Regions from separate parts of the Mus musculus genome. Here all the other regions are linked to region 7. Evidence: chromatin loops called from intact Hi-C (ENCODE). Cell type or tissue: heart. All regions are shown on one strand. Region 1 overlaps Gm40670 (a long non-coding RNA gene). Region 2 overlaps Micu1 (mitochondrial calcium uptake 1). Region 3 has its middle 26 kb from the start of Gm40670. Region 4 holds the start of P4ha1 (procollagen-proline, 2-oxoglutarate 4-dioxygenase (proline 4-hydroxylase), alpha 1 polypeptide). Region 5 overlaps P4ha1 (procollagen-proline, 2-oxoglutarate 4-dioxygenase (proline 4-hydroxylase), alpha 1 polypeptide). Region 6 overlaps Septin10 (septin 10). Region 7 holds the start of Septin10 (septin 10).

What was found. A loop is a pair of places that touch in the nucleus more often than their neighbours do. Peaks named below come from ENCODE experiments on the same cell type or tissue, not always from the same donor. Only the 100,000 strongest peaks of a DNase experiment are listed, where the experiment ranks them.
Region 1: a loop joins it to region 7, with 2.3 times the contacts of the local background. A loop is called at or near these places in 12 of 42 quality-filtered maps.
Region 2: a loop joins it to region 7, with 2.1 times the contacts of the local background. A loop is called at or near these places in 2 of 42 quality-filtered maps.
Region 3: a loop joins it to region 7, with 3 times the contacts of the local background. A loop is called at or near these places in 15 of 42 quality-filtered maps.
Region 4: it touches region 7 in a loop (2.4-fold over the local background); 3 of 42 quality-filtered maps call a loop at or near these places.
Region 5: it touches region 7 in a loop (4-fold over the local background); 2 of 42 quality-filtered maps call a loop at or near these places.
Region 6: a loop joins it to region 7, with 2.1 times the contacts of the local background. A loop is called at or near these places in 8 of 42 quality-filtered maps.

The regions. Positions count from the first base shown.
Region 1 is chr10:59,275,550-59,279,549 of GRCm38, reverse strand. Gm40670 (a long non-coding RNA gene) reads right to left here. Exons shown (of 3, transcript XR_871742.1): 3 at 2,010-2,143. Among named protein-coding and RNA genes, the nearest start is that of Gm40670, 10 kb to the right of the region's middle. In heart, no CTCF peak of the experiment used is centred here; no DNase peak of the experiment used is centred here.
Region 2 is chr10:59,727,035-59,731,034 of GRCm38, reverse strand. Micu1 (mitochondrial calcium uptake 1) reads right to left here. Exons shown (of 12, transcript NM_144822.3): 2 at 2,917-3,078. The coding sequence starts at 3,077. Among named protein-coding and RNA genes, the nearest start is that of Micu1, 26 kb to the right of the region's middle. In heart, no CTCF peak of the experiment used is centred here; a DNase peak (open chromatin) is centred at 1,574.
Region 3 is chr10:59,291,096-59,295,095 of GRCm38, reverse strand. No RefSeq gene overlaps it. Among named protein-coding and RNA genes, the nearest start is that of Gm40670, 26 kb to the right of the region's middle. In heart, a CTCF peak has its summit at 2,309; a DNase peak (open chromatin) is centred at 2,305; H3K27me3 peaks cover 835 bases.
Region 4 is chr10:59,321,810-59,325,809 of GRCm38, reverse strand. It overlaps P4ha1 (procollagen-proline, 2-oxoglutarate 4-dioxygenase (proline 4-hydroxylase), alpha 1 polypeptide), which reads right to left and starts at 2,514. Exons shown (of 15, transcript NM_001316371.1): 1 at 2,334-2,514. In heart, a CTCF peak has its summit at 2,433 (motif pointing right); a DNase peak (open chromatin) is centred at 2,539; H3K4me3 peaks cover 2,958 bases; H3K27ac peaks cover 3,522 bases.
Region 5 is chr10:59,333,180-59,337,179 of GRCm38, reverse strand. P4ha1 (procollagen-proline, 2-oxoglutarate 4-dioxygenase (proline 4-hydroxylase), alpha 1 polypeptide) reads right to left here. Exons shown (of 15, transcript NM_001316371.1): 2 at 24-126. The coding sequence starts at 99. Among named protein-coding and RNA genes, the nearest start is that of P4ha1, 12 kb to the right of the region's middle. In heart, no CTCF peak of the experiment used is centred here; DNase peaks (open chromatin) are centred at 1,539 and 2,119; H3K27ac peaks cover 507 bases.
Region 6 is chr10:59,164,826-59,168,825 of GRCm38, reverse strand. Septin10 (septin 10) reads left to right here. Exons shown (of 10, transcript NM_001024911.3): 9 at 2,135-2,322; 10 at 3,882-4,000. The coding sequence ends at 3,897. Among named protein-coding and RNA genes, the nearest start is that of Gm23223, 29 kb to the left of the region's middle. In heart, a CTCF peak has its summit at 2,108; no DNase peak of the experiment used is centred here.
Region 7 is chr10:59,219,653-59,223,652 of GRCm38, reverse strand. It overlaps Septin10 (septin 10), which reads left to right and starts at 2,153. Exons shown (of 10, transcript NM_001024911.3): 1 at 2,153-2,262. The coding sequence starts at 2,245. It overlaps Sowahc (sosondowah ankyrin repeat domain family member C), which reads right to left and starts at 1,731. Exons shown (of 1, transcript NM_172939.3): 1 at 1-1,731. The coding sequence starts at 1,609. The coding sequence ends at 71. In heart, no CTCF peak of the experiment used is centred here; DNase peaks (open chromatin) are centred at 1,202 and 1,842; H3K4me3 peaks cover 3,206 bases; H3K27ac peaks cover 2,232 bases.

The DNA of each region.
Region 1 (4,000 bases), 56 kb before region 7:
TCCATAACATTTGAGTCTTGAGTAGATGGAATACGGGTTGTTTAGTAGGTGACTATTCTTCCTACTGATGTGGCTCTCGGGTCATTGTTTTTGTTAATGCTTGTGTTAATTATCCATACTTCCTGTGTTTGTCTGCTTCCCATCACCGTGACAACATATCTCCGATAAGCAATGTCCTTGACTGCTTAATGACACATGCATCTCATGACCCTTTCTTAATCAAATTTATATTTTGTTAGCCTTGATGAGGGATTTGCATATTGGAGCTGTAGGGTCCAGGCTTCCTTGTTCTTGCTTCTGTGTTCAGCCAACACACCACGATAGTAGTATGTGGCTGAGGAAATTGCCCACTTTGACGTGGCTAGAAGGGAAAGACATAGGCTGGAGAGCTGGCTCAGCAGTTAAGAGCACTGACTGCTCTTCCAGAGGTCTTGAGTTCAATTCCCAGCAACCACATGGTGACTCACAACCATCTGTAATGAGATCTGATGCCCTCTTCTGGTGTGTCTGAAGACAGTGACAATGTACCCACATACATGAAATAAATAAATCTTAAAAAGAAAAAAAAAAGAAGGGAAAGACATGGAAAGACGAGAGACCATGGTGCCCATATTCTTCCAAAGGGCAGTTGCCTATAACTAACTTCCTTCCACCATTATATACTATGCCACAGGCTGCAGACCAAGACAATGATGCTTACCAAAGTGACACCACTTTTACCAATGTCTACTGTACTATTCTTTTGGAATAGTCTAATCTATCCCCAAGTCTGACCAATATTCTTTACTGTTTTTATGCTATAATTAGCATACTATTCTGAGGTTAGGATTTGGAATATGAATTAGAATCTAATGAGATAAACTCATATGAGATTAAAAAAAAATCTCTTGTATGAAAAGTCCTAGCCTGCACACTTCTGTTTTTCACTAAGGAAAACCCAATGAGTCGATGACATTATAGTAATGTAAAGTGTGGGGTTTAGAAGTCAAAAGATATAGCCGAAAGAAGGAAAGCTATGAGCAAATGAATTGGCTATGAAATTTAGTTCAGGACTTAGAAATCTGAGAAATCTAAACCCCAACTATTTTACTAATAAGAACCCTGACAATATTACATAAAGTTAGATACTAAACGCTAAGGTTAGAACAAGAAAGGAGAAACTACTACAGGCTGAAGTCCCTCAGCATGAAGCCAGGGCTCTTCCTTATATATGGCTTGTTGTTTGTGGTTTTTTATGTGGTGTGTGAGGAGAGGCAGGACTGTGTGTTAGCATGTTAGTATTCCTTCCAAGCTCTGCCCAACAGTTACCTAGCAACAGCCAGGTAGGAGCCTGGCTTGTTATAAAAAAAGAACTGTTTGGCTTCTCTTCATTCTCTCTGACCCTTTTCTTTCTCTCTAGCCTCTTTCTCCCTCTCTCTCTTCTTCCTCCCCCTTCCGTGTGTTTCTGGCCACCCTCCCCCCCCCCCACTTTTTGCCTCTACTTGCTTCTCAAACCCCCTTCCCATGCCCCCAAATAAACTCTATTTTATACTAGACCCGTCATATGACTGATATCTCAGGGGACCCAGTAAGGCATCCCCTCCCACCACACCATACTGCACTTTACAAAGCAGATCACTGTGTCCAGACCGTGTTTGTACAGTCAAGTGTCAGAGGGCATGTTGCATAAAGTCTTGAAAACAGAGCAAGTAGCAACTGGTCAGTTTAAGCTGTAAACTGGGCTAAACGTGGCTGCAAACCAGTGATTAAAGATGAAGGAGTATAATACAGAAAAAGAGGCTAGAGAGCAGAGGAGGAGTCAGATGGCAGGTATGTGTGAAGCACTGTTAGGAAGAAGAGGGGAAACTGATGTAATCCTATTTCAATTAAAAACACTTCAAAATAAATACTTTTAGGTGAAGAACTAAAGGACAGGTGGTTTGGATTTCCTGTGTCTTCTTTTGAATGCCCTGGGTTTTTTAATTTGCATTAGTTAATTAATTAATTATTAATTAGCATGGGCCACAGTCCACCCGAAATTGAGGACTGCTTGTAGAAGTCAGTTTTCTCCCCCTACCATATCCGGGGTCAAATGTAGGTCGTCTGCAGCCTTGGCACCGTCCTTGTTCGCTGTTTATTTATAAAACGCCATGACCAAAAGTAACTGGAGGAGAAAAGGGTTTATTTCAGACTGCAGTTTACAACGAAGATATTATGAAGGAAAGTCGGGGCAGCCTCAACTGAGGAAATGCCTCCACTAGACTGGCAGGTCTGTGGGCGGTGCTTTCTTGATTAATGATTGATAGGTGATGGTCCCACCCTCTATGGCTGCTTCTACCCCTAAGCAGGTGGTCCTGGGTTGCATTAAAGAGCAAACCGAGAAAGTTATGAAGAGCAAGTCAGTTGAGGCTTCCTCTTCTCAGATGACTTAAGATCGTATCAAGTTGACTAAGAAAACAAAACTCCTAACGAACACAGTAGTTTTAATACAGTGAGCTGTTTCAAAAGCCTTTTATCTGTTTTTTACAACCCTATATTCCCATGGGACTTTAGGCTCCAAGCTTGCCAGATTATAAACCATACTCATTTCCTTATCTTCCACCTAACAGATATTTTCTCTGTATAAGATGTATAAATATAAACTGATTTTTATATGTTTACATATGTATATGTGTTTATATAGAATATGTAATGTATACATGAATACATTTATGTTATATTATACATTTAACATATTGTATGCAGTATATAAACTAATATTTAATAAATGTTAGTATTTAGTGTCTTCTGTAAAATATATTTATAAAAAATAATAAAATAAGCTGTTTTGAACAGAATATATATATAAGTATATAAAATATACTGATTTCAGTCATTTTTTTAAAAACCTGGTACCCAATACATTACGTCCTGCTATTGTGTGACCACTGGTCAGCCAGCAGCAATGGGCTCCTTCTCAAAAGGGTCACAAGGTAGGCTTTTAAGCATAGAGACTGATACTGGTTCAGGCAGGTTATCTACTCCTGAGATCAGATCTCTCAGATCAGAACATTTAGATTAATTATTTATAGAGACAACTACTCAGCAATATTATGGGATAGTGTACAAGTACAATCCAGTCACAAATGAGAGAAAATTGTCAGGTGACTTTGTGACTCCCAAGAAGAAATAGAACTACATGCTTTTGGTCAGCTCAAGCAAAGGTCCTCATTCAAAATGTTCGGAAAGTAAAGCCAAAGTCATTATGGGATGGCTTCTTTCTCCAGTATTCCTCGTATAAAGAAACTGTCTCCAATTACACGTGGACATTTCTCCTCGAGATTCCTATACATCATTCCGACTCAGCAGCAGTGACTGAGCTCAGTGACATGGTGAGTGGCCGTGCTGAGTCTTCTAAGAGCTCATCACTGTCCATGGCTGCCAAGACTCCCTCAGAGACAAAAGGATAGGCAGTGGGATCTGCTTTTGGAGTTCCTGCTGTTTTCAAGTTTCCCGTGCCTGTGCTCCACACTGTAGAGAGAGTATCTTGTTCTGTATGGACATGGCACCTGTCAATAAAAATCTAATGGCCTGTGGCTTAGGCAGGGAATTTGCTGGGAAGCTGTGAGGAGTTGGACACGTGGTACCTGAGCATGGGTAGCCAGCCAAGTGGAAGAATGTAGATTAGAGTAAATGGGTTATTTTAAGTTATGAGCTAGTCAGAAAGAGCTTAGCTATATGGCCAAGGTCTTCGTAAATATATTTTGAGTCTGAGTTGTATTTCTAGGAACTCGGGGCCGGGAGGAAGAACCAGCCCTAAATTCTATACCACAGGCTCCAGTGTTCTTAGGGTTTAATCCTTCACCATATTCTTGAAGGAAAGATGCCGCCAAGTCTTCCAGTTAAGCCACTCCCTTTGGGGTTCCCCTCCCTGCTCTTCCTACTACCTCTGTAGGCGCCACCACTGAACAAACAGGTAACACCAATAGCAACATCTGTAACCTCTATGGACTGTCAGGTGTTCACGCTCATTTGCAAGTAG
Region 2 (4,000 bases), 510 kb before region 7:
CTTCCTTTTCTCTTGCTTTAGAAAACAAACGGGCAAATAGAAAAAAACAAAACAAACAACAAAGAAAAAGCAGAGAAACACAGACAGACACACAAACACACACATATACCATAAAAACACAAAATTGGAAATCATAACGTATAAGCAAAAGCTTGGGCAAAGGACTTGCCCTTAAGAGTGGCTCATATAACCAATGAAACTCCCTTGGAGAAACAAATTTTTCCTTTGCCAGCAGTTGTCAGGTGGAGACAGCCTCTGAGTTAGGTTTCTGAGACAGGGACTCTGCCTCAAGAGGAGACCCACAGGCAGATCAGATGTGATCTGTTTCAATTAGTTTCCAGAAGCACATTTTGAAACATTATTAGGCTTAACTATCTTGTAGGATGTGGCTTCTCTTGATTTAGAACACCAGGGTTCTCATTGTAGGTCACTGTGAATCCTGTGTGCCAGTCCAACCTTGTTTTTGTCTTTTTAAGCAAAGTCATGCTCAAGTAAATACATAAGGCACCAGCCATGGAATCCACAATGTGGGCACTGCACGAAGGGCTTCGGTTACAAAGAAAGGTAAATTTAAGTAGGGAAGGAAGCAAAACGAGAAAGAAATGTGGGGCAACAAAAGGAACGGAGAACTCAGGATGGAAACCTCTTGGGAAGATGCAAAAATGTCTCTCAGAATTTCTCAGGAGGACAACATGGCACCAACTCCGATGTCACCAGTTTATTAATACCCTTCAGTTCAAGCCCACAGTGTGAGGAAAGAACAACTCTAGCCACTGACCTCTGACAAAGACAGACAGACAGACAGACAGAAAGACACACACACACACCCCTCTGACAATTTCACACACTGTAGATAGTATGCTACTCCCATGTCCGTTCTTACACCCCTCACACTGCTGTCAATCCCCCATTAGAAGTTTCTTTCCTACATTCAAATCTTTTTGGTTTGTCTACTGAGTGTAACCAGGGCCATCTGTGTGGTCTCAGGCTTAGAGCCATCTGTCAGACTGGTGGATTACCAGCAAGTATACAACTAAACACAATGGCTGCCAGTTTCCTTTTGTTGTTGTTTTTTGTTTTGAGACAGGGTCGGTCTCTCTAGTCCTGGCTGTCCTGGAACTCCCTGTGTAGAGAAGGCTGGCCTCAAATTCACAGAGGTCCGCCTGCCTCTGTCTCCGGAGTGCTGGGATTTAAGGTGTGCACCACCACCACTTGGCTTGTGTCAGCCTTCCGAGAGGGGGATGCTTTCCACATTTTTAAATAGTTGAAAGTTATCAATAATATTCAGTTCCCAGCACTCATGTCTGAGGCTCACAAGCACCTGTAACTCCAGTTCCAGGGGACCCAATGCCTTCTTCTGCCTCTGCCAGATTCCTTCACACATGTGCACATACCCACACACAAATATACACACACGTACGCATAAGTAGAGATCTTTTTAAAAGGAATTTCATTTTTAGTGGCAATTTGAATAGACAATTCACAAAGAAGGCCAAAGAAATGGCCACCAATTCTGGGAAGAGGCTTAGCATCGTCAGCTGTTCGGGAAGCAGGAAGCCAAGTGTTCTGACCAGATATCATGAGCAAGTGGGAACAGGATCCCTGCCCAGCCAGACTGCGCTGGTGCACTGCCGAGAACCCACTGGGAAACGGTTTGGCTTTTATATTGTTTCAAGTACTAATTTTATTTTATCACCCTTATTTATGTGTGGTGAGGCGCCCACCACCGTGAGTGTGGAGGTCAGAGAAGAACTCTGGGAGTTGCTCTCTCCCACCATGTGGATCCCAGGGGTCAAACTCAGCTCACCTTGTCTGGTGACAGAAGCCTTTACCCTCTGAGCCATCTCACTGCCCTGGTTTGGCAGTCTGGAATCAAGGTTACATTTTCCTGGCAAATATATTCCTAGGTATTTAGCCAAAGAGAAGGGCATATGAATTTCAAGGTGGCTTCTATCAATGAGAACAAACAGGTAGAAGCAAGGAAACCGTAGCTGGATAAATGGTGCCGCCCATATGAAAGAGCACCACTTGACTGCAAAAGAACTCTGACTTCTGATGCAGATGGATATATCAGGCTAAGTTAAGGAAGGCAGATGCAGCCAAGCATACATTGTTACTTTGCCATAAGTTGTTTTAAAGTCAGGCTGCCTTCAAACTGTCAATGCTCCTGCCTCTGTAATCCCTAGGACTGTGATTCGAGGCTATGCCACCAACCTGCCTCCAAGAAATAATTTTTCATGTCCTCACTTACGTCATATTTCAGAAATATAAATCGATAGTGACAGAAATCAACTCACCAGTGGCTTGGAATTGTGGGTGACGTTACCTAGTGTGGAGGGCACTATCGGTTGGTAGAAATGTTCTATTTCTTGATTTGGGGGGTGGTTACAAAACTATATGCATTTGCTAATAATCATGGGACTATTTGTTTTACATGGGCACACTTTATCACATACTTATTCAGTAGGACTAATTTTTAAAATGTACTGTTTTGGGAAGCCAGGTATCAGGACAGTAACTGGAAGACAGGGTGGATGAGACAGAAGACACATAGTATGGCAGAGGCAGAGGAACTGAAGCCTGTGGCTTGCCACATTTTCTGTTCTCTCCAGGGAAGGTTCCACAATGAGGAAGAAAATGACCAGGTGATATAAGAGTACAAGGATTAGTTTCCTGTGGCAACTTAGTTCCTAAGTTTGAAGTTTCAGAAAACATCCCTTTTCTAAAGCAATGTTTCATTTCGATGAAAAATGCAGCAGGGGCAGCAGGCAGCGCTTGAGGAGCTGTTTGGTCTCCACTGCTCTGGCAGGGGGACACGACTAGCTGATAAACCTTATTCCATAGACCAACATCATCAATACCAAACAATTCAGCAAAGAAATTCTGATGTAAAAGCAAGCCTGAAATAACACTCACTTCTTCCACAGGAGACCGGTACTTGCAGTCACTGCAGATGCTCCCAGGAACGCCACCAGCATCAATCTTCGTTTGGTCTGTGTGGGCTGTGATGCCCCATGGTACCAGCGAGAGCCCACAGCTAGTTCTGCCAACGCAGAAAGGGTGTTAAGACGAAACATCCTGTGGACAAATGATAGAAACGTCACTTTTAGATGCTGCCGGTGGTGACGATAATGATCATGATGGTGGTGGTGGCAGCTACATCACCAAACGCTGATGAAATACTATCAGACACCATACTGTTTTGCAGTTAATTGGCCTCAGAACAACTTATGAGAACAGAGCTACTACTTAACTACTTATAACTCAAAGGAATCAAAGTTAAATTTGAAGACAGAAACTACGTGCTAAGTTAAACAGAGAAATCCTGATCTAAAATACAGTTAATTCTAACAGGAGGGTTAACCAGATGTAAAGAGATGGCAGCTCAAGCAGCCATGGATTCCAGGCCTAATGGAGAGCATCCAAAGGGGCCAGCCCAACCAGGGATGATTCCCAGATCTTATGGAGAGGACAAAACTATGGAAACTTGGGAATTTTACCGAGGTATCATATCAGCAAAATGTACTAGAAAGCCATTTTGGGGGAATGCCAGGAAAAGCCACAAGAACTCATGGCAGGAGAATCTGTTGGTCAGGCACTTGGATCAGGGGAAGCTCCTGAATGTCCCACTGAGGTGCGAACAGCACAGAAGTAACAATGAGAGCACACAGAATCAGAAGGGACAGCTCTCCCCCTGCACGCCCGGCTCCTGGTGAGAAACAGGAAATTTAAAGGGAGAAAGTTGCTCAAGTGTGACTCGCGCCTGAAAATCCATGGGAGAAAGCAGTGGGGTCCAGAGCTTGAAGCTAGACGGTGCCACATTGTAGCTGGAAGTTCTTGCTATTTCATGCCTTAATGCTGAGAGGTGCTTCCATTAAAGCCATTGAAGTTTGATTTAACCCTTTCTCACTGCTAGCCCTGGGAAAGCTCCCTCCCTACCAGATTCTTTTCATGTCACAGTTAAAATATAAATACTAAAGAAAGAAATTCCTTCAATGCA
Region 3 (4,000 bases), 71 kb before region 7:
GCATACTTTCCATGTCCTGTACTGCCAAATGGCAATGTAGGTACTCCTGTTCTCATACCTGGTCCTACTATCTGCCTTTTGCATACCTGCTGTGTCCTGACACTGCCACCTGCTTATGTACCTGCTGTGTCCCACTGCCAACACGTAGTGGGACAAGCACACCTGTTTGAATGTTGGCTGTGACTACCACCACACATTGCAGCATGGATACACCTGTTCTTTGTGCTTGCTGTGTCCCAACCACCAGCCAGTGCTGGCTTTGCATGCCAGCTAGGTCCAAAGCTACCATTTGGTGGTGCAGGCCTGCCCATTCCCTTCTGCTGTGTCCCAGCACTACCATGTGGCCGCACACGCGTGCCAGTTTACATACCTAGTGTGCCTCATCAATGTAACACGGTGGCACAGCATGATGGGCCATTCATAGATCATGTCCTGACACGGCCACATGGAGCAATGCATAAGGCTGTTTGCATACCTGCCATGTCCTGTGCCATTACGTGTACGTGATGGCACAGAAATGGATGTTCATGCCTGTCATGTCCCAGCTCCCACCACTTCACAGAACCCACATGAGTGTGCACTTGCCATGCTGCGATTTTGGCATGTGGTAGCACAGGCAGCCTGGTTCCCATGTCTGGATGCCGGATGTATCCCAGTGCTGGCATGGTGTGGCCCAGGCTCACCAAGTTCCAGCACCACCACTTGGTGGCAAAAGCACACCAGCTTGCCCGCCTGCAGTGCCCTGCAATGCTTTATGCCATGTGGTTGTGTGGCCACTCTTGTTTGCACACCTGTGTGTCCTAGCAGCCTGGTAGCACAGGCATGCCTGTTTACACAAGGGCTGTGTTGTATGACAGTATGTTACACCCATTCTCACACCCACTGCCACATGAGGTCTGGGCACATCTGTTCCCATGCCTGTTCACACGTCTGTTGTGCCCCAGGGCCAAATCATGATGGCTTGGATTGATTTGTTTACATGCTTGCCGTGTCCCAGTATTACCACATGGCAGCCTGGGCTCACTGTTGGTATACACTATTTCCTAATGCCACCACATGATGGCATGGGCGTGTCCATTGACCATATTCCAGTACTGGTATGAGGAAGCCTGGGCATGCCTGTTCACACATGTGCTGTGTCCCACTGCCAGCATGAGCACAGCTGTTCATACCGTGTTCGATCCAAGTGTGGCCACCGGGCAGCACAGGCAGGCATGCCTGACCACACTCTGGCACATTTACACGTACCCTCCGGGTGATGACTTGGGCTTGCCAGTTCATCCACCTGCCATATCTAAGCACCATGATGTAGCAGTAAGGCCATGACTGCATGCACACCGGCTGTGTCCCAGCACTGCTATACAGCGGTCTGGACACGCCTGTTTACAAGCCTGCTGTACTTCAGTACTACCACAGGACGGCATGGGCAAGCCTTTTGGCAACCATGCCATGTCCCAGCGATGCCACATGGTGGAACAGATGTGTAAACACATGTTTACACACTTTACATACCTGCCGTGTCCTAGCATTGTCCCTTGCTCATGCAGGACCATCTGTTCCCACATGTCTCTTGCCACATGATGGCCTGGGCATGCGTGTTCATATGCCTGCTATACCATAGTGCCACCCTTGCCAGCCTGTCCATGCCTGTTTGAAGACTCCTGTTTGAATGTCTACTGTGTTCCAGCACCTCTGCGTGGTGATACAGGCGACGCATGGGCTTACACGTTCATATCTACATTCATCCCAACACTGCCACGTAGCAGCACATGCATGTCTTGTTTGCGTGCCCGCCACATCACAGGGCTACTATGTGGAGGCACCGGCATGTCTGTATGCACACCTGACAGTCACACACCTCAGCATGAGGCAGCTTAGGCTTGCTGGTTCACAGGTAGGCTGTGTCGGCTTCTATCGTGTGGCATCCTGTGGACACCTTTTTGCACACCTACCATATGCCAGTGCTGCTATGTGATGGCATAGGCATGTCTATCTGCACACCTGCCATGTTCCAGCACTACCGTGTGATAACCCAAGCATAACTAGCCACATGCCTGTCATATACCAGTGCCACCACATATTGCCCTGGGTTTTCCTATTTACGTGAATGATATGCTCTAGCCTACTTTGTGACAGCTGGGACCTCACTGTCCACAAGCCTGCCATGTCATGTCCAACACCACCATGTCACAGCCCAGGCACGACTGTGTGTATAGACTGTGCATATATCTGTTGTATTCCAGCACCTCCATGTGGCAACCTGGGCTACCTGTTCACACATGTGCCATTTCCAAGTGCCACCACAAGGTGGTGTGGGTTCACTACTCTACATTTGCTAGCTCCCAACACCATCTCGTGATGACAAAGGCTTGCCTGTTTGCATGCCTGCTATGCCAAAGCTTCACCACAGGGTAACACTAGCACACCTATTTGCTGTGTCCCTGGCCTGCCACACTATGGCCTAGGCATGACGGTTCATATATGTGCCACCTGTTTGCACAGTTACTGTGTCCCACTGCTGACATTCGGTGGTGCTGGCTTGCCTGTCCCAGCACCAGCACCTATCAGGGTTGGCATGCCTGTTCACATCTGTGCTGTGTCCCAGTGCCTCGATGTGGAAGTGTGGTTGTATCTATTGGCATCTCTGCTGTATTTCTGTGTAGGGCACTGGGCACGAGAGGAAAGGCATGGAACTGGTGAGGTGGAGCATATTGAAACCCCGGAAATCTGAGACAGCAGAAGTAGAACTACTCCATGCCTGCTTTGGGGCACATAACCGCAACCCCCAACTAAGATGATCACCGGTAGTTGGTCACGTGGCACAGCGCCTGGAACTCTCCCCCATGCAAACAACATCACCAGCATCTTAGCCTCAGTCAATAGAATGTATCTACCCCACAAATTCCATCCCATTCTCCAAGGCTTGTATAATCCCTGTCCGAATGGAATAAAGTACACAAACTATTTCATCAGGGATCATCTGAGACTGGTTGTTTTATTGAGCTGTAACACTTGAACGAGGGCTCGCTCTCCCAAGCACACACTCATCTTTGAAGCTTGGACCCACCTGCCTGGCCAGACTCCTATTGCTCACAGAGACTCACATTAGAGTGCTGGCAGCCAGCATTGCAGCCTCTGCACAGGACTCAGGACTGATTACACCCTGTGCTGGCCACTGGAACCTCTTTATTCCTTTTCTAAGAGCTGGAACACACCCAGTATTCCACAGGGCACCAGAGCCCTGTGGAACCAATTCATCCCAGACTCAGCCTCTTCTGTCTGACATACAGCAGTGTCTGATGCCCCAGAAGGAAGGGGCAGACTGCAGGCTCCACCCACTCTGGACTTTGCCCTGCCTGTGAGCCGGTGTACCAGCATCCCACAGGAGAGGTAGAACCCGGAACTGCACTTTTGTACTGCTGTGTGTGGCCTGGCTGTGCTTGGTCTTGCCGTGTCCCAGGGTCACCATGTGATGGCATGGGCACCCCTGCTGTGTCCCAGCATTGCCATGTGGCAGCCTGAGCATGTCCCATGTGCTATGCTATATGATGGCACAGGCATGCCTGTTTGCACATCCACCATGTCCCAGCACCACCATATGGCTATGTGGGCAGGCATGTTTGCACACATGACAACATGTGGTGGCACAGGCACATGTGCTCTATTGGTTCCGTGTTCCCACACGGGCCTGCCTGTTCACATGCCTGCAGTATCCTGGCTCACCTGGCTCACTGCCTGGCTCACCTCTTCATACCCAGTGCCTTGCCGTGCCCAGTACCACCACATAGTAATGTGAATCTTCCTGTTCTCATGCCTGCCGTATCACAGTGAGGATACATTACAGTATAACTTTCCACACCTGTGACGTGTCCCACCACCATCACAGGGCAGTGCCTGCATACCTGTATGCATGCCTGCTATGTCCCAGCATGGCAGCCTGGGCACACCTGTTTACATATCTGCCGTATCTGAGTCCTGCAGTGCGGTGGCCTGACAGGCA
Region 4 (4,000 bases), 100 kb before region 7:
AACCACAGCTTGTCAGTCCATAACTCACTCTGTAGTAACAGAAAATTAGTGTCTCCTCACCAAAGCTACAGCTCTCCTACAACAATGGTGATACACAGGAGAACTAAAGCTTTGCTTTCTTTCCTCTTCCTCCTCCTCCTCTCCCCCTTCTCTTCTCCTCCTCTTCATCTTCTTCCTCCTCTTCCTCCTCTTCTTCCACCTCCTCCTTGGTTTTTTATTTTGTTTTTGTTGTTTTTGGTTTTTTGAGATTGAGTTCTCTATGTAGCCCTGACTATGCTGAACTCACTCTGTAGACCAGGCTGGCCTCGAACTCACAGAGATCCAATTGCCTTTGCCTCCCAAGTCCCAGGATTAAAGACATGTATGACCACCACTGGCTATAAAGGTTTTTCAATTTTTTTTTCAATATTTATTCTTTACAATTACAAGTTGTATCTGGTTTTCACCTATTTTACTAGCTGAGTTACAAAGTGACAAAATGCCCAAGCCTTTTATCAAAGTCTCAGCTTAATTTCAAAGTAAAAAAAATTCAGTATAACAATGGAAATAGCTTCATCCACCTAAAAGAGAAACAGTAGACCTTTTCTTAGTCTGTAAATCCAAAAAGCATCTGCCCTCAGGAAAAAATTAGACACAATATTGCAAAATCAAACTGTCATGACCTTTTAAAGTAAGGAACAAAAATCTATGCTTCCTACAAAAGGAAAAGATAAAGCTTCTAATTCATATTTAAGGTTCTGAAATGACACTGACGGTCTAAAGTTAAAGAAAATCAGTGGCTGAAGAAAAAAAAGAAAGAAATCACGACTATTCCTATTTCAAATCAAGATAAAAATATTCAGAGCGTGTTCACTTTCAGCTTCTACTTCCTGCTTAAAAATCTCTTTTCTCCCTAGAAATAATCAAAATAACCCTTTTGTGTCTTTTTAAAGTTTAATTTCCAATGTTCCTGCTACGCAGGAGTAATTTTTTTATGCGATTATTTTAGGAAAAGACTAAGTTCCATTCATAAGCTTCATCTAAACCTGAGAAGGGAAACGAGGTTTTTTTTTTCCCCCTCAACCTTAAAAAAAAAAAAGTTGATGAAAGAACAGCGTTGCCACGTCTCCCCCCTCCCCCACTCACGTAGTGGCTATTCCATCCCTCCAGAGTGCATTCCAAGGAAAAAGTCCAAGAGCCATGGCTCTCGAGTTAAGTCGAACCTGGCAGGTTCCTTTTAATTAAAAAAAAAAAAAAAATCATTTCCTAAAAGAGAACCCAGGAGCTTGTCTATCCCTTTCTGTGGAGGCTCTTCCCTATAAACCACGGTGCAATACCCCAAGAGTCCTCATTTTGGATGGTCAGCTGAAGATGTTAAGTCCGAAAGCCTGCCTTTGTACCAAATTCCCACTCTCTAGGAGAAACAACCTCGTATTTAACCGTACCATCCTTCCCCACACTGAACATCCATCTGGGGTCAATCACAAAATTCAGTTTAAAAGTCTCACACAACCATAGAAGGTTTGGCCAAAATGGACTGACTTGTTGACCCTGCAAGAGGAGGGGAGCGTGAAAGACGAAAAGGGAAAGGGGATCATCAGGGTGAGCTGAACCAGAGGAGGTGGGCAAGATTGGAAACCAGGAGGAAAGAAGGAGCAGAGGGAGAGAGAAATACAGAGACAGACGCGTGTGTCCTTAAGTGATTCACTGGGATGAAGAGGAAGGAAGAAGCCAGCTTCCCCAACTGTGAATGACAGCAACTTCTCAGCTAAACTCGGCGCCCCGGGCTATGTCTACTTGCTGAGACAACGCCGAGAAGCGCAACAGACAAGTTCAGTCCTAACTTCTGAGTAGGTCCCACTTCCCAGCTTTACTTTCCAAAAGTGAAAAGGAAAAAGAGAAGAAGAGCGATCGAAACGGAGAGACTCAGCCCCCGGCTGCAAGCGCTGCCTGCTTTCTCCACTGCCACATGCTAACCATCTGCGGCTCGGGCGGCCCAGACCCCCGCCCGTCCGCCCTCGCCTTCCCCCGGCTTAGTGGGGCGGACGAGGTACCGCTGCACAAGTCATCAGGGAGGCTGGCTGCCCGGGATGGAACATTCAAGAAGGTCCTAGTGCTGGGGCGGGGCGCAAGCCGCTGCTGCCGCTCCGGCCAGAGGCAGGACGGGGGTGGGGGGACGGCGAGGGAAGCTGGGAGAGCGCCGGGGCGGCCTGACTTCGGGGGTGCGGGGCCGGGTCCTCTCGGGGAGACCCGGGGGCGGCTGTGAGAAGGGCTGAGCCCCACTCCAGAGCGAAGGGACCCCGGCTGCCCGCGGGGACCCCGCATCCGTCTCCAAGATCGGAGGAGCGCCTCACCTGGATAGCGGGCCGGGAGGAAGGCGACAGCTCGGCTCGGGTCAGTCCTGTCGCCTGCAGTCCCCGCTAGCTAGCTCCCTGCCGCCCTCAGCCTGCTGGCAGTGCGACTGGGCAGTAGAGGGAGCCAGGCGTCCCTTTTATATTCCCCTGCCGCGCCGGCGCGCCGGAGAGGGGGCGGCCGCAGCCCTCGCTACGTGCGCTCTGTCACACCAGCTCCCGCGCCACTGCGCAGGCGCTTGCGGCGAGCCTCCCACCCACCCGGGAGTCGCCCAGGCCCGGGGTGTTCCAAGCCTAGGCTGGCCCACGCGAGGACGCAGTGCGCCTGCGCAGAGCTCCTGCCACGCCACCGTTCCCGTGGTTACCATGGGGCTTCCACCACCACCCCCGCCCGGGTTCCTGTAGGATTTAGCGCCTTCATTTCAGGGTCAGCGGCGGGTCTCAGAGCCATCGAAGCCATCAGGAAGGACAGTTGTGCAAAATTAGGAGAAGTTTATAAGAATTTAGGAAATAAAGTGGAGGTGTGGAGTGGGAAACAAGACGGTGTATCCGGGGTGACTGTCGGGGCTGGCTTGGCCCACAGGGGTTTTTGCTTTAATAAGCGTCTTTTTTACACTTTTGAACACGAGGATTTCGCTTAATCTCCCACCCGCATACTTTATGGGTGAATAATAGATGACAATTGAGTGTCATCTGAGGTTAAATCCTAACCCACTCTGTATAAAGTTAGATTTTAACTTCCCTGTATCTTGGGTGCTACATCTGCAAAGAAGGAATACAATATTATCTGTTCCCTAGGCCCTAGGCTTGCTGTGAGAAACAATGAGACAATGAATGAAAAAGCACTTACTTAGCACATGCCTAGGATTCAGGAAGAGCATGGAAACATATAATGGGGCTGGGGAGGGGGTGTACCAGGATGTTGGGTTTTGAGCATTTACCTAACATGGAAAAAAAAGGCCTTAGACTTTATTACCTAGCCTCAAACAAACCAGCACAGAAACAAGCATCAACAACAGTAAGTCTGGAGATGTGGCACACACAGCTAAGATTTCAGTTCCCAGCACCGTGCTGGGTGGTGGCTCACAACATCCTGAAACCCCAGGTCGGGCAGATCAACAACTCTGGGCTTCCAAGAACACCGGTATTTAACCACACAAGACACATACGTATAGTTAAAATGAATAAAATTAAATCTTTAAAAAAATACTACTGAGCACACTATATAAGGCACGAACTGTGTTTGAGTTTAGTCTTGATCTAAAAGAAGAGAACCTTAGTTACTGGCAATAAGGACAATGCCAGAGATAATTTACTTCCTGTCAGGGAAAGAAAGACTTTTCTAACATTTGTTACTCGTTTAAAACTGTAAAGTTTTCCTTGCTTGCTAAAGTATGGAACTGATTGGCACTTATCTGGGACAGAGAGACAAAGAGCTTCAGGCGTCTGAAAGCAATGGTTTCTAAAAGTGTGGCTCTGTGGGTCTAGTCAGGAGCAGTAGAGCCAAAAATGTTTTTGTAGGACGATTTCGATTCTTTTGCTATAATGACAACACAGTTGGATTTTCCAGAGACTTCTGCTCCTTTGTCATGGTTTAAGTGTGAGGCATATCCCAACCAGGCCACTAGTAAGAGAATTTACAGAAGAAAAACAAAAAAAGCAAAAAACCA
Region 5 (4,000 bases), 110 kb before region 7:
AAATGTTAAAACCTAAGACTTACCAATTGACGTAAAAAACCCTGGATGGGCTAAAGACTGAGGAAGTAGAATCGCCATCATTAAAACAACCCAGATCATCTTGGGGAACTTCACAGGTTCACACACCTATAAGAACAGCAATAATTAGTTTCCAGGCTGCCCCTAGAATTGATGTTAATTTTTACAAATCAATTTAACAACTAATTCATAACTTTAATAAATTTAGGTGCTCCATACTATAGAAAAACTTCAACCCACTTGTTTTCCCGTTATCACAAGCAGAGCAACTAAACAGTTGTGGCTTTTTAAAAATAATTCCTTTTTATTATTCTTAATTTTGTGTGTGTGTGTGTGTGTGTGTGTGTGTGTGTGTGTGTGCAGTGATGAACACATGAGTGTGGGTGTCCTCAGAGGGCAGAGGCATCAGATGTCCTACAGCAGGAATTATAGGCAGTTGAGAGCCACTAGATCCAGTGCTGAGAATAGAACTCAGGTCCTCTGGAACACAGAAGGTGTTAACAGCTGAGCCGTCTCTCAAGTCCCAGATGAGGCTTTTTCTGTAGTATGAAAATGTTGTCCCTTTGTCTAGCTCTAAAACATGAATGTCTCACAGAATATACTTTAGAGATCACCAATACACTTTAAAGATGTTAGAAATGATTTAAAAGAAAAAAAAAATCAGAGTTCTTTAATCCTTAAAATTTCTAACTTAACCCATCTTTCCCAAGTATGGTTCTAAACTTGAAAGTTTGAAGTTGTGGAGGTGATAAAAATGGAAGGTAACTGACTATTTCATAACTGTGAAAGTGCTGAATCATGAATGATGAAAGAGATGGGACTGGATTAGTATATTAATTAACCATGAATGAAGCTATGCTCTTTTTTGTTTGAGACAGGATCACATGTATCCAGACTGGCCTTGAATTTACTATCTAGCCAAGGATAACTGTGAATTCCGATCCGACTGATAACTGGGATTTCAGGGATGTGCCACCATGCCCTGTTTAGGTGGAGCTGGAGATGAAACCCAGAGCATAAGCCAGTCCTGTACCAACTCAGCTACACTCGCACCTCTAATGCTACTTAAGTTGTGGAGAATACCAAAAGAGCTTTGTACATTTAAACTAGTAATTTCTCTTAAAGATATAGCTTTGAGGGCTAGCTTTAGAGGAGAAAGGTTTTGCTATTATTTTGCTTTGTTGTTGTTGATGTTAGGAAGGGGTAAGGGAACACTTTTTCTCTTACTTCTGTGTTCTATGCTGAAAAATAACAAATAAAGCCACCCAAGCCTTGTACACAGCCGTGACCCTCCCCCTCCCCCCACGTTCAACCTGGCAGCAAAGCTCTTCTTGATAACTTTTGTTTTCTTTTTTCATTCTTATGTGTGAGCTGCATATGCTGAGGTTGGTGTCCGAATCTCCCTAATCACTCATCTACATTACTGAGAGGCAGGTTCTCTCAGCCAAACCCAGAGCTCACTCATGTGGCTAGGAGTCCCTGCAGCCAGCCTGTCATACCCACTTGGCATAATACCTGCACTCTGGGGGACTGAACTCTGGTCTTCACAGTCTGCTAACCACAGAGCCTCTCACCACCCCTGCCTCCTGTTTCCTCTGCCCCAGTAGTCTTTTCCAGTGAGGACTGCTCATCATAATGAGGGTACTGAGAACCCACTGAAAGGCTCCGCCTTGCTTTACATACTAACTGACTCTTCCTCCTCCCCTACCAAACACACAAGCTTTCTCATTGCTTTAAAACAGAGTGAGTTACTACCACAGGTTGGCTTGTCTCAGAAGCAGGTTACTATCTGTTAGGTTGACTTGCCAGCCTGTTTTGTAGACACTTCTCTAATCTTTCTAAGCTGTCTAAACTAACAGGCTTCAACAGAGGCCGACTGAAATCCACAAAAGTTGAAAAGAACCTTCATCTTCTCCTTAAGTTGAATCGCAATGAAAAAGTTCACCACAATAAAATGGCATTTTGGAAGAACTCCTATATCTCCTCTCTCCAATTTGCTACAAACTTCCAGATACTTCCAGAACCACACAGTAGTGAAACACAGTTTTTTTGGCTGCCTTACAGTGATCTGGGGAAAGCTTCTAGAATGTAGCAGATGCAGGCACTTCCTCTCTTGAGCTCCTGCCAAAGCACAAAGCTTTTTCAAAACACCAGGCTGTCTGAAGAGTCTAGAATTCTCTCAGTGTTTAATCAGATTTCTGCCATAATTTTCTTGGTGAGTAAATGCTATTTCCAGAAAAAAAAAATTATACATGCCTTCAATATATTAATACAAGGCTAGTTACAAGAATTAGATAATTTTTTAACTTTGATGATAAAGTTTAGATCTGTCAGGTAAGAACATTTTTATTACTAAAATATATTGTTATTAGAGATTCTTTGTTACCTGCTGTTTTCTTTAAACCTCACAATAAACCAAGAATCATTAGCTTACAGAAATAACTAAAAAGCAGCTCTAAAGTGGTATTTTTCTTCCAGTAACTGATTCTTTTTAAAACTTTTTGCATGGTTCTGATCTACCATGATGTTGGGAATCAAGCCCAAGTCCCCTGTAAGAGCAATAAGTGTGCTAAGCTGCTGAGCCATCTCTCCAGCCCACCCATCCCCGTTTTATTTTATGTATATGGATCCTTTGCCTGTTTGTCTGTGTGCCACCTGTGTGCAGTGTGTGCAGAGGTCAGAAGAGGACATCAGATTACCTGAAACTAGAATTTATAGCCGGAACTCAAAACCCAGTGCCTCTGGAAGAATAGCAGTGCTATTTAATAACTTCCGAGCTATCTCTCCAGCCCTGAAAACTATACTTTAAAGCCTATATAAAGCCTCAAAGCTCTATTAATGTGAATATGTCTGCTTCTTCAAAATAAATTTTACAAAGATCTAATAGCCTTGGCCAAGAGTGTAACAAAATAAGTTGCAAAGTTTCTCCATAACCAAAACAGTGTAACAAAACAAAACAAAACAAGCTGGGAATGCATAAGCTTAAAAATAAGAATACAGGTGGCCATACGATGGCTCGGTGGGTAAAGCCACTGGCCAACAAACCTAATGAGGTGAGTTTAACCCTCAGATCCTCTGGCCTCTGCAGGCACCTGTGCACATACATGCACACACGCGGGAATACACATGGGAACACACACACACACTCTCTCTCTCTGTCTGTCTCTCTCTCTCACACACACAGACACACCCACACACACCCACACACACACACACACCCACACTTTAGTGTGTGCAGTACACGAAAACCATTTAAACTTGCACGTTTGTAATCCAGGCATGTAGGAAGCTGAGACAGAAGAATCAGCAGTTCAAACCCAGCTTGGGTCACAAATAGTGAGAAAGTGTCTCTAGCAAAACAAAAGGGAAAAAATTAGTAATGTAACATAGTTTTAACAGCGTGAGAAAATATGCAGAAAATTCATTCATAAAGATATAGGAATAAGCTTTCTCTCACACTTCTGCTTTTTGAGTTATTGTATGTACAAATGACATGATGTACACGTGTGGAGGTCAGAGGGCAACTGTACAATCACTTCTCTCTTTCAACCTTTGCATGTACCCTGGGGCGCAAACACAGGGCCTCAGGGCTGGGTGGCAAGGCCACCACACACAAAGCCATCTTGTCATCTCCTATCTATGTGTTTTCTGGATGTTTCATGTCTGCCGTATCAGAACCATCTAAAGGTCTGGAATAAACAGGCAATTTGTACACATTTCATGAGCTGCTGATGTTGCTGGTCTGGATACAGAAAAACATTGAAATCACAAAAACAGAACTCTCTTTAAAATGGGCTTTTCTCTTCAATTTTTCTTCTGGAAAAACAGAATCACGCAACTGAATGGTTCCTCTAATCTGTTTTAATACTATGTCTCATTTAGCCACACTCACTGAACAACCTAAGTGGCATGTTAATAGGGAGACATAGCTTTATCAATCACTTGTTTTAACACAATGGTTTTCTTAATTATAATGCCCTAC
Region 6 (4,000 bases), 55 kb after region 7:
AGACAAAAGTGGATTTTAAACAAATATAACAGAATATATATTGATTAAACATATATATTATATGTATATAATATATATATATATATCGATTAAACATAATTTTTTCTTTAAGTCAGTTTTTATGTTACCAAGAGTCCATCAATGTCCCAAGAGCATCCCTTTGACTAAAGTAGAACTTTTATATCAGTTTTGATTTTATCCTAGGAATTTTCAAATCCTTTAATCATTATACATATTCCATCTTTACGCTTTATCTTTCACAAACCTTTATCACTTACATCCCTTTTGTGTTTTTCTGTTTATTAGTTCCTTTTTATGTTCATTAATGTCATAAAGAATGAAAGGAAAACATTTACCAGATTATATTGGTGGAATAATGTGATCTAAGGTCCACAAAAGTATAGTTTTGTCTGTTGTAAATCCTGGGCACCTGCTGCCACTGGGGTCTTGTAAAGACTCGATTCAAAAATCCCATGGGAAATAAATATACATACAGCCTGGCCTCATTATAACATTGAAGCCATTAGACAATTTTAAGTCCAAACCAAGCATTTCTTCTCTGGTAGCTTTTCTTTATTTCTGGCTAAAAGGAACAATCAACTATTTTTATCTCTGGTCAATACCTACTCCAATACACAATGTAGCAGACAGTGGTAGCTCATCTGTCAAGTTGGTTTTGAAGAGCTACCTTCTGACATTTTCAGACTTGAAACTGTCTAATGGTTTCTATGTTATAATGAGGCCAGGTTGTGCATATATTTACTCTTCATGGGATTTTGAATTGATGTCAAGCATGGAAATGTTAAAACGGACTGGGTACAGGAGCAAACCCTCAGAAATGGTACCCAGTTTATAGCCTTTTTACAAGTTGAGGTTGTCCATTAGGGGAAGAGAGCCTGGTCATAAGGAACTTTTTTTTTAGTTTTCTTTTCTTTTCTTTTCTTTCTTTCTTTTTTTTTTTTTTTTGGGTTTTCGAGACAGGGTTTCTCTGTATAGCCCTGGCTGTCCTGGAACTCACTTTGTAGACCAGGCTGGCCTCGAACTCAGAAATCCGCCTGCCTCTGCCTCCCGAGTGCTGGGATTAAAGGCATGCGCCACCACGCCCGGCTTCCGTTTTCTTTTCATCTGTAGAGTGGATCTAGCTGTTAAAATTTAAGATGCTGTTCAGAGGCCAGGTTTCTCTGTCCCCTAGTATTTCAGAGTATCTAGGGCATACTTACTCTAATTTTCTGGATGCATCCCATGGAGTGTCTGAAAAAGATACTTCTGATTCCCATAAATAAAGGGAAGGGAAATGAATCAGTGAGGCGGGCAGCACCCAGGATAAGGTGCCCTGTGACCTGCGCAGGCAGTACCTTCTACATCCCATGCAGTCCCCCTCATAGAGGAACAACCCTCGAGGCCTCCTCAGGGGCTCCTTCTCTAGGATCCAGCTCTGCTCTTGGTCCCCCGAGTTGACCAAGCTGGAGTTAACCATTACCACCTGTTGTTGTTTACTGCCTTAATTTTGGGGCCCTGTCTCATGACCCTCCTATCTTTAGATCTTGTTTTGGGGATTCTGGGTCAGGTCAACTGGGACCAGGTGTGAGCTTATGAGGGCTCTTCTCATTGAAACCATCACAAGGTTCTTGATATAAACTGATGCTTGCTATCCAGTACTTTATTAGTATGACTTTCAAACCTTTCTTTTCTTCTTCTTCTTCTTTTTCTTTTTTTTTTTTCTATGTGCAATCTTTATTTGGAAAATAGGGTTGCTTTTTAATTTTTTGGTTGATATTCTTGGTAATTTTCTTCTGTACTTTTGTGTCCCTTATTTTTAATGAGTGTGAATTTGAGAATCTTTATTAAATAGGTTTTATAGAAAAAAAAAGAGGCAAGAATATAAAAATATTTAGTAGACAGTCAAAAGTTTTGTTCCTGAGTCTATGGCCTTTATGTATTGGCTCAATCACATAAAGTGATTAACTTTAAAATGAAAGTTTCCAAGGCAGTTCCAGGCTTTTCCAGGAAGCATGGCCAGTAGCATAAATGAGTTGGGTGGGGGTGAGAGTGTTGTTTGGCTGAGATGGAAATGACTCCCGTGTGAGTGCTGCCACATAGTGTCAGTTATGGGAACTGTTTGTTTGCTTCACAGCTTCAGGCCAAATTTGAGCACCTCAAAAGAATTCATCAGGAAGAGAGAATGAAACTTGAAGAAAAGAGAAGAATGTTGGAGGAAGAATCGGTTGCTTTTGCTAAGAAGAAAGCTACCTGTGAGCTGTTCCCGAACCAGTCATTTTTGGCGTCAGGTAGCAGCATTAGGAAGGACAAAGACCGAAAGAAGTAAGAGTCCTGCTACCCTGTCCCGGTCCCTGCCCCTCACCATCTGTCTCCTTGCCCTGCTTGCTCTTCTTTACTTGCTTCCGCACTGTCTGCTCCTGCTACCAACACTACCAAGACTCCGCCCTGGTCACCACTGTCCTCGCAGCAGCTAGAGTAGCACCTGCCGTGTCTTAGGGCTTCAGTATTTACCAGAATCAAGAGAAGCACACGAATAGCAAGCCTCACAGCACATAAGGGTTAGGTGGGGCAGGTGGGTGGAGTCGCTACCGTTACTTCACAGTCCTGCCGTTACTGCTCAGTAGCACCATGAGTTATTTTATATTTATGTCTCCATGGAAACTGCATACTGATGGAGAATCAGAGTTAAGTACCTTATTGATGAAACTTTAATTCTTGGGCTCATTTAAACGTATTTCTACTAATCATTGATTTTGTGAGAATTTGTTATTTTAACACGGGAATCAGGTATCAGCTGGATCTCCTGTGCTTTGAAGTCAGAGCTGGTGAGAGAATGATGGATGTGAGGAATGAGAGGAAGGTAGAATGAGAGGGCCACAGTAGGGTCAGGGGGTGAGTAGCAGATGATCTCCAGCTCATAGCTTTGAGATATGTGTTAAAGCCACAAGCTTTTGAAAGTAAGTTTACTTTCTTATTTGATAATTTCATTCAGTGTTTGTGCCCTTTGTTTTATTCCTCCTATTTTAAAATATCCCTTGTCCACTTTACTGTTTTTACTTCACGAAGCCTGCCATGCCTTGTTCTGTTGGGAGGCCTTGTGTCATAGGAGGCTGAGCTCTGCTGTGGTCCTCACAGAACAAGCTCCTGCTTCAGGGAACTCAGTGCCTACATCTTGTGTAATTATTTGGTGAAAGAATGAATGTATAATAGATGTATTTTGATTGAAGTTTTGGATTTCAAGATGCAAATTATAAATAGAATTTATTACTAGTTTTACTGTGCTTTGGATTAAAAAGATGAGCTTTTCAGTTTGTTTCTTCAGTGTAGTCTAGTATAACAAGATAAGATTCCCCCACTTTCCCATATATATCTCCCCATCACAGTTGTCATCGGGCTCTCCTTGAGAGCCTTGCTATTGTTTACGCTGTTAGACAAACTGGACATTTTTCTCCTTTCTCCCCTTGTATGCTCGTACTTGGGATTGGGCCTCCAGCGTCCTGTAGGGCAGACAGCATTCTTACTGCTGAGTTGTAGCCCACGCCTTTTTTTTTTTTTTTTTGACATGGAATCATGTATTCTAGGGCAGCTAGAGTCCATACATTTATTATGCTAAAGGGTCTAACCCAGAGCTTTATTCGTGCTTTGCCAGCTGAGCAACATCTCACCCCCAGCCCAAGCACAAAGATCTTTAAGAGCGCAGGACTCATCCTCAAGACAATGTGGCTTGATAATTGTTTTTCTTTTTCAAACTCCCATAGCTAAATATCCTGTATGTGCTGTCTATTTGCTCTTTGTATAAAAGCTTTGTGAAAGTAATGCTTTTGATAATTTTTGCTTCCAATTTTTTTATTGTTCCATTTAAAGGATTTTTTTCTTTCCAGCTCCAATTTTATGTAACACAAGAGTTCCAGAGCACAGATGGCCATCACAGTCAAAGCTGTTTGTATGCATTGAGCTCTTGCTCCTTTTGCCTTATCAGTAACTCAGTTATTATCTAGCA
Region 7 (4,000 bases):
TTCTTATCCATACCCAGTATTATTCTACCTTGAAGACAAATAAGCCTTAGCATTTCTAGCGCGAATTATTTTACCCAAATACATTGGACTTCGGTCTCAGTTTAAAGGAAGATGAGTAGCCTCTAAGAGACCTTTCCTCCTCCTCCTCCTCCTCCTCCTCCCCTTCCTCCAGTGTCGGTTTAGCATCCCTGAAGGAGGGAGTGGTGTGAATGATCTGGGTTCGGAATCGGATTTTGTTGAGTCGTGGCTTCATCCGTCCACTTGAGCTGCCCGAGGCTTTGCGACCTGAATCTTTTGCTTTGCTTCCTCCAGTCCATCCCTCGGGGACGTGGTGGTGAAGTTCAGCTCCGTCTTCCACGACCGGGGAGAGTTTGTGAGTGATGTGTGAGGGGAGCACCTTTGAAAGTCTCCAGCGCCCACCCCCGCGGGCGGCAGGGCTGTCTCCATCATCTTCATCCAGGGCTCCCACCAGGTTCTTTATCTCCTCTGCGATGCTCTCGCTCAGATACTGAGAGGCCTTTCTCCCGCTGTAGTCCCTGATGTCTACATCTGCGTCGTAGGCCCCCACTAGTAACTTCACCACCTCTACATGCCCATGCATCGCTGCCAAATGTAGGGCAGTGTAGCCTCCGCTCGACTTGGCATTGATGTTCACTGGCAGCTGGTGTTTGGTGGCAAAGTTGACCAACATGGCCAGGAGCTCTTGCCTGCCGTGCTTGGCGGCCCAGTGGAGACAAGTGAAGCCGGTGATGAAGTCTCGCTTCGAGAGCAGGCCGGGCTCACAAGTGAGCAGCCCTTCTAGGCTGTCCCACTTGCCCTCGGAAGCTGAGAGCATCCAGGCGTGATCCAGGGGATCCAGGGTAACCGAGGCCCCGACGCTGCTCTCCTCTTCTGCGGACGAAGAAGCTAACGATGCGGTATCGGAGTCGCCCCCTCCTCTGCTGCGACCTCCAGCGTTACCGTCCCCAGGACCCACGCTCCTCTTTAGTTGCGGGGAGCTGCCCAACACCAGGTCCCGAAAGTTCTGACGGGCCGACCTGGGTGTGTTTGGCCCACTAGGGGAACTGCCCCCTTCAGCCTCCCCCTGTGGAGGGAGTTTAAGGTTCTCGCTGGACCCGGGACCCGACGCCCAGGACACGGCCTCGACCTCCTGTGGTGGCGAGTCCTTACCTTGGGCCCCACCTTGAGCAGGGGCTGGAGGCTCTTGGTCGCTCACTTCGCCACCCAGTCCGAGAGACAACTGTGGATTTGCCTCCTGGAGCTGGCTGCCCTCGCAAGGCTCCGCTGCAAGGTCCGGGACTTGAGGCTCCTCAGTCACCTCGATACGCGGGGGCTCTCGGGGGAGCTTGGCCTCAAGCGGGGGGGAATCCCCCGTACAGAACCTTTTCTTGAGATGCACATACTTGGTACCATCCGCGGGATCGGTGCGCACGGTGGCCACGGCATTGACCAGTTCCTTGAAGCGCTCGCGGGCGCGGGTGCGCTGTTCGCGCTGGCCACCCAGGACGTCCCTGAAGTGTTGCACCAATTCCGAGTGTCCCGCCCGGCCCCCACGCTCGGCGAGGAAGCGCAGGATCGCCTCCGAGCTCAGCTCCAGTGACCCCTCCATTCACCGCGGCTCAGCTTCTCAGCCCCAGGAGCGCTCAGCCAGACACCATGGCCGGACGCCTGGAGGACCCGGAGAGCGGCTTGGGTCTCAGTGGCTGGCAGCACGCGCGATCCCAGCTTTGAAGAGTCTCGAGTCCCGCGAGCGCTGACACCGCCTCACTGGGGCCGCGTCCCAGTGGACACGCCCCGCCACACCCACTTCCGCTCGGGACTCAATCTCGGCGACAGTCCCCGGCCCGAGGCCCCGCCCACTTCCGGGCTCCGCGCGGGCTCGCAGCCACTGTTTCCGCCAGTGGCGGGAGGCGAGGGACCCAGAGCTTGGCCTCCGAGGCTCACGTTTCCACTCACCCTCCCCACACACTTGGCTTTTCGTCAAAACGCCCGGTGGGGCACACCCGGGAGAAGCTCGCCCCGAGCGCGGGAAACCCTGGTAGTCCCTGGCGCGTTCCCGCAGCCCTCCGCCTCGGCCCCGCCCCAGCCTCTCAGCAGAGGCCGCCCCGCCCATTAACGGCTGCGGGGCGCCGGGCACGCCCCTTGTCCCGCCAGTTACGCCCAGCGGGTCTCTCTCTGAAGCGGCCCGGGACCTGTGTTTGCGTCCAGCCTGAGACCACCGTTTCCCTACGTCCCACCAGGGCTATGGCCTCATGCGACGAGGTACAGCAGCTGGTGAGCCCCGCGCCCTTGGGTTCCCCGAGCCCCCGCCCCGCCCCGCCCGGTCGCCTCTGGGCCAGCGAGATTGTGACCGTGCGGCTCCGGGACTCCGCGTGTCGTGGAGAGGGGGCTCCCTGTTGCCCCAGGGCGAGGGCTGAAGAGCTCTGGCGAGCGACTGCATGTTGGGGAAAAGTTACATTTTCCAGGCTTCCTGGTCCTGGCCAAAGCGGGGTGGTGTAAATGAAATCCAGGATGATGATCGATGCCTATCACTTTGTAACGGTTTTTTTTTTCCTTTTCCCCGACTTAAATCAGGCCTTGGAATCCGCCTGATTTTGTGCAATTGTGTACACGTACATGGCTACTGACCGGAAAGTCGGCTTCCTTAGATTTTCCAAAGCTCGCGGGTTTACTGTAATGCTTGGCGGTTTTGTTTGGCTTTCCCGTCCCCTTGTAATGAAAAAAAAAAAAAACAACAAAAAAAAAACAAACAAACCACTTGACCGATCCAATGTTTTGTGCGGTTCAAATAACTTGAAAAACTTATCTTAGTTGATATAGGATATAAGCCATAGTTATCCGAGAGGTCATACTGTTTTCATAATACCAATCTCTTGTAATCTTGCTTTTGTTCCCATCATTTTAAGATTGTATGTGGAATCTTCCAGTTGTCGCAGGGGGTAGAATAGATTCTATTTCTACTTCCCTAACAGCTGCACGCAGTAAATTATTTTTCTCTACTTTAAGAAACTCTAATATTTCCCTTATCCAATATTAATGAAAGTAATCCTCTTAACTAACTCTATTGAATCCTTTGGCATTGGTAGTATTTTTGTCGGATTCTTAATCTCAAGCAACATTTCCCAAATAACTTTCTACTTACCTGAAACAAGTGACTCTTATTATTATCTTCCTATGTTGCATTTTAGTTGTAGAACTTATTTCAATAGACTAAAATAAAAATAATGAGAAATAGATAAATGCTATAATTTCTGTGTGAAGTTGGTTCGTGATCATTGACATGAAAAAAAAATCATAGTACCTAAGCTATTCGAACCTTAATGGCTGTCCAGTAAACCTATTCTCATAAAAAAGTATTATCATCCATTTAGTGATTTATCAGTACCTTCTAATTCTTTAGCATGATGAAACTTTGATTTCTTGTTAGATATATCCACACTAATACAACTTATAGGTCTCTTCCCCCTGAAATATACATTGGACACAGTAACTGCATTCACATCTGTCACCCATATTTGCCATGATGTCTACCGTGGGTAAATTTTTCGATATTTACATGTGAATGGAGTTTCACCATATTTGGAATCTGTTTATTGCTTCACATAGGAAGAGGTTTATGTTGTGGCTCATATACTTTTATAGAAAGCTGAAAACAATGGAATTTCTATTTGTAGTTACTAGAAATGGCATTTATAGGTGAATTTCTGCCACGAGGGTCCGTGTTCTTCTTAGCAACAGTTATACTTTTATCAGCTATTCTGTGCATCCGAGACATCTCAGTTGACAAAGCTGTGTTACTGTTAAGCTGTTTGTTTCCCCCCATCAGGTAGTCGTTGAGAATTTCTATGTGCCACTATGTCCTTGTTTGCTTCTATTTAAATGCCATTCTACATGTAATTGTATTCGTTACCTTCAAAGATAAGTGAAGGTACAGAGACTGTAACTTCATCTGGAAAAGTCCTAGTCTTAGGTGTTCTGGAATAGTGCCAGTTCTCTTTCT